Linked DNA regions of Homo sapiens: region 1 is linked to region 2. Evidence: chromatin loops called from intact Hi-C (ENCODE). Cell type or tissue: heart left ventricle. All regions are shown on one strand.

Evidence for each region. A loop is a pair of places that touch in the nucleus more often than their neighbours do. Peaks named below come from ENCODE experiments on the same cell type or tissue, not always from the same donor. Only the 100,000 strongest peaks of a DNase experiment are listed, where the experiment ranks them.
Region 1: it touches region 2 in a loop (7-fold over the local background); 1 of 110 quality-filtered maps calls a loop at or near these places.

Annotation. Positions count from the first base shown.
Region 1 is chr21:45,777,620-45,780,119 of GRCh38, forward strand. The region is part of intron 4 of PCBP3 (poly(rC) binding protein 3); the gene reads left to right. Among named protein-coding and RNA genes, the nearest start is that of PCBP3-AS1, 58 kb to the right of the region's middle. In heart left ventricle, no CTCF peak of the experiment used is centred here; a DNase peak (open chromatin) is centred at 1,312.
Region 2 is chr21:45,723,273-45,725,772 of GRCh38, forward strand. The region is part of intron 2 of PCBP3 (poly(rC) binding protein 3); the gene reads left to right. Among named protein-coding and RNA genes, the nearest start is that of PCBP3, 81 kb to the left of the region's middle. In heart left ventricle, no CTCF peak of the experiment used is centred here; a DNase peak (open chromatin) is centred at 1,202.

The sequences.
Region 1 (2,500 bases), 54 kb after region 2:
ATTTTTATCTGACTGGATTATTTCCAAGGACTTGTCTTCAAGTACAGAGATTCTTTCTTCTGCCTGATTTAGCCTATTGTTGAAGCTTTCAAATGTATTTTGTATCTCCTTCAATGAATCTTCAGTTCTAGAATTTGTTTTTTTTTTAAGTATTTGTCCCTTTCATAAATTTCCCATTTATATAATGAATTCTTTTTCTGATTTCTTTGTATTATTTTTCAGAATTCTCTTGTATCTCACTGAGCTTCCTTAAAATCAATATTTTGAATTCTTTATTTGGGATTTCAAAAATTTCTTTTTGATTAAGATCTATTATTGATGGAGAATTATTGTGTTCCTTTGGGGAGGGCCTTTTTTTTTTTTTTGGTTTCTCATGTTTCTTGTGTTCATACTTTGATGTCTGTTCTGCACTTCTAGTATAATAGTTGCTTCTTCCTATTTTTGAATTCACTTCATAGGGAGGACTTTTTCCTGAAGATGAATCTGTCATGTTGGTTGGGATATTCTGGGTTTGATTCTGGGTGCATGCAGTAGTGAAGTCTCTGTATGATATCTTTGTCTGTAAACAGCATTGGTGGTGTCTGTGATTTCTTCAGTAGGTTAGGGTGCAGTTAGTAGTGGAGCTGTGCTGAAGTTGTGCTGGGGACTGGGATGCCAGGTGAGCCAGACTTAAGGCCCCACTAGAGGCAGCATTGGATTGAGCGTGCCCATCTTTATGTCCCAGGGTGGCATATCCTGGCACCTATGCTGGTGGTTACCAGTAGGCCGATTATTGGGCCTCCATGTGTCTTGCTTGGATACTGGTAATAGCAGCAGTGGACCAAGCTGGTGGGTGGGTTCTTGCGCCCCTGGGAAACTGGCATGGGCGATGACAATAGCAGTGGTGGGATGATACTCTGGGTCCTAGGCAATGTACATTTATGTTGGTGGTGGCTGTGATGAGCAGGGAGGGCCAGTCGTCAGATCCACAGGTGGTACTTGCAGGTAGGTGCCAGCTGAGGTGATAGCAGCTGGGAGATGAGACCCAAACTCAAGCCCCTGGAAGGAGTGCTAAGGCACCCACAATGGTGGATTGGGTTGGGCAATGCCTGGGACCCTGGGCTACATGCTCTGTCTTGGAATAGGGTAAGAGGGTGAAATTGGGCTGGGTGGGCTTGTGTTCAAGCAAGACCCCCCAGTAGTGAGGGCAGGTACCAGCTTTGGTTGGCAGGGGTGGGTCGATCCTCAGGCCCCAGGTGGAGTGCTGGGTGAAGAGTGGGAGCAGCTGCACTGATCCCTGCCACTGGAGCAGGTGGGTCCATCCTTGGTGGCCAAAGCCTGGGTTGATGGATAGGGAATGCACACCCCTCTCAGCTCCCAGTCCCCACAGGGCTTGCCCCCCAGCCCTGGTGGCAGTAGGCTGTGCCTCACTTGGTTCTTATCCTCAGCTGTGGGAGCACTCCCAGCTTGTTCCCCAGTCCCAGCAGCGACAGCCTGAGTTTCCATAATGCCTCAGTAGCTGTTGGGCCCTAGGACATCACGCAGTCTGCCAAAGGCTAGGTTTGAAAATGGTGCCTTGCTGTAGCCACTGAGGTCTCAGGGAGTTGTAGGACCCAGCATGAGCTCCCTCCCTGAAGCAGCTCTGTCCCACAGTCTCCTGGCATCTCCTGATGTTATTTTCAGGGCTGGTGAGGGTTGAGGGAGTCTCCCATGGCCAGAATTGCATGATTTCTTGGTGGGGATGTGGGCCACTGGAAGTTTCTCACTCAGCCTTTCCTTGTGTTGGGAAGTCACTCTTGGCTCCTGACCAATCCCAGCCAGGCAGGCTCCCCCTCTTCCTTTTCCTTAACTCGCTTTTGGTATTTCCTGTTACTTCTCTGTTGAATTCACATTCTCTCTTGGGTAATGTATTCAGAAAGTGACCGTACATTCTTTTGGTTCTTCAAAGTGGAGGAGGTGGGCATAAATTGCATCTCGTCATCCATCTTGAAGCTCCTCTCCATGAAAAAAATATTATTTTTAATAACATTAGAAATCTAAATTGGACAAGAGATGTTCAACACTTGAACACGTAAAACTACAAAATATTGCCAACAGAAATTGTTGAAGATAAATACATTGAGAGATATACCATGTTCGTTGTTAAGATGACTCAATATTGTTAAGATGTTAATTCTCCCCATGTTGATCTATAGAATCAATGAACTCCCAATCAAAGTCCCAGAAGGCTTTTCATAGACATTTGACTATAACAGTACTTGGTTTTATGACTTATTATAGGCTGCAATAGTCAATGCAGTGTGGTATTGCTGTTAAGATAGACAAGTAGATCAGTGGATCAGAATAGAAAGTCTGGAAATAGGCCTGCACAAACGTGGCCAATTAATTTTCAACAACAGCGCCCAGGCAAATTAGTGGGAAAAGGCATAGCTTTTTAAACAAATGGTCCTGGAATAATTGTATATCCATGTGAAAAAAAAATCCTATACTTTTTGTCATTTATAAAAATTACAGTAGATCA
Region 2 (2,500 bases):
GGGGCAGGCCTCTGAAGAACTAATTCTCCATCAGGGATTGGTGATCATATGGGCAGTTGTCTAGAGAGTCTAGCAGATATATTTTAGGCAACTTCACTACCCTGGTGAGAGGCCAGACAGACTTCCTATGTCTAGTTCTGATAATGAGAGTGACCCATTCAGAAAAGGGTTAAGTAAAAATAGTGAATTTTAAAATTTTAATAAGTTCATGTACTAACTGACATTGAAACAAAAATCATTTCGTAAATCATTACAAGTTGATAGTGAGTAAAGCCCATCAGTGTAATTTTGTAAGATTGAAACATGGGTATATGTATCTATATTGACACATACCTGAAGTATGATCTATCTTAGATATGAAAGTGAAATGAAAAGTACACATTGTGGGCAGATACTGAGTGTCTGGAAGGAGGGAAGGGGCTGCTGTCCCAGCAAGGGAGCACAGCCCGCACAACACGCAGGTTGGATGCCAGGCCCGGGGTCGAGCTCAGGGTCTGTGGGATCTGCATTCCCTGGCCTTGTCAGTCATGTCATGGCCATGCCACTTTTGAGGTGGAGGAGTAAAGAAGTTCACCTGCTGACTGCTTCCTTCTTTTTCCGCTGAGACCATCACCGAGAGTGGTAATTATTTATAATAGAAATGGTGATTACTGGTGGATTCTGTGATAGGAATTAAGTTGAATCTTCCTTGCCCGTCCTCCTCCAGCATAAGCTGTTTTAAATTCTAGCTCCCCCACATCCTGCTTCTTGTTGGCACTGTAAAACTCTCAATTCACTCACCTGGAGGGGGTAAGTTAATGAGACACTCTCTCCCCCAGATCTGGAGAAATTCAGAGTCAAGGCTGTCCCCCTCCTGAAGTCAGATCCTTCCTGTGGCCTATTTAGGTTTTAGGTAAAAACATAGCATTTGCTCATTTTCCTTTATTGAGATCTGTTGAAGTCTGAGCTCCTATTAACACATTTATCGAAAATGGAACCTATGAGCAAATTCCTAGGAGCTGCATTTCCAGGGGTGTCCAGCTGTGACCCACCCCGCCCCCTCCCGGTGTTACCCTGAGTTATGAGAATGCAGTCTTTGGAAGTGGTGGGCTAAAACACTCCACAGGGTGGTGCATGGGGGCTGCCCACACTCCCTGCTGCTTTCTGCTCTCTGCTTGTTCATCCTCTCCCAACGGGGCAGCCCCAGAAGCCAACACTGCATGTTGGAAGGAGTCCCAGCCCTGCCCCTGCCAAGCGAGGTGGGGACAGCTGGGAATCTCGCTGCCTTCATGGTGGCGGGCCAGGCTGCTCTGTAACACGAACATTAAAACTGATTTGAGGTGTTAGCGGTGTCACTGTAAGTGTGAGAATGAGAAGCGGTGTGAGACGTGTAGATTTGTGGGCAGTGATGGGGAACAGCAAGGGTGGGGTGCCTCGGTGGGATCTGAAAGAGAACCCGCCCCCCTCAGCTGGAGTGGCACTCTGTAACCCGCCCCCCCTCAGCTGGAGTGGCACTCTGTTGGCTGTTGTTTTCAGGCTGTTGGGCCGTGAGGCTGCTCTGGTCTGAGAAAGTGGGTGGCAGGAGGACAGGACGGCCTCTCTGTGAGGGAGGCACTGACTCTCAGGAGATGCTGTCATTGGGATACTACAGTATTCCATGAACTTCCTCTATAACTTAAATGATGAAAGTTACAGATAATAGCTCAAATAAACTGTTGTGAGCCGTTAAGTATGGCAGTTTGTATCATGGTTAAATCTGCAGAAGGTGTAACATTTTGCTTGGGTTTTTTTTTGCCTTATTACTGGCCGTGTTTTAAAAATATCTTTCTTATGAAGAAATTCTGTCGTGGCTGTGTGATTTCCCCTGCGATGCTAGGATGTGTTTGCAAACCAGTGGCAATGCCAGAGCCTGGGCCCTGGGCTGCGGTGCGTTGGCTGGGTGTGGTCTGTGGTAGCTTCCACCTGCTGCCTGCGCTTGGGAAGTGCCCTGACCTCTGAGCAGATGACCTCTGAGCAGATGACCTCTGAGCAGATGGTTTCTGATGGTGGTTTTTTTTCTGATTAATTGAATTACAAGTATCCTGTGGTAGGTACAGGGTTTTCCCTTTCCCTTGTCCAATAAATCTTAACTTCATTCTGTGATTTTTAGAAAAGGAAGAATGCCCACAGATGTGGAGGCACAGATGCCCTGGGCCTCGCAGCAAGCTTATCCTTAACAACCCATTCTCCTTCAGGCCCTGCCACTTAGGGAGAAGACTGTGGGGGCAGTGCCTGCCTGTCCTCTCTCCATTAAGCCTCTGCTGGGGGCCTGCCTCCACAGTGCTCTTCCCGGTCTCAGAGTGGCAGGGGACACACAGGCAGGGTTCTTACCACCATGGAGCTTATTTCTGGTGGGTGGAGGGAGGGCCCACAACCAAAGAAAGTGACTTACAAACACAGCAGGCACATGCTACATGGAGAGCAGGGAGGCTGAGCAGGAGTGGCTGAGGGGCTGCCTGGAGGGTGGGCAAGGGAGGACTTT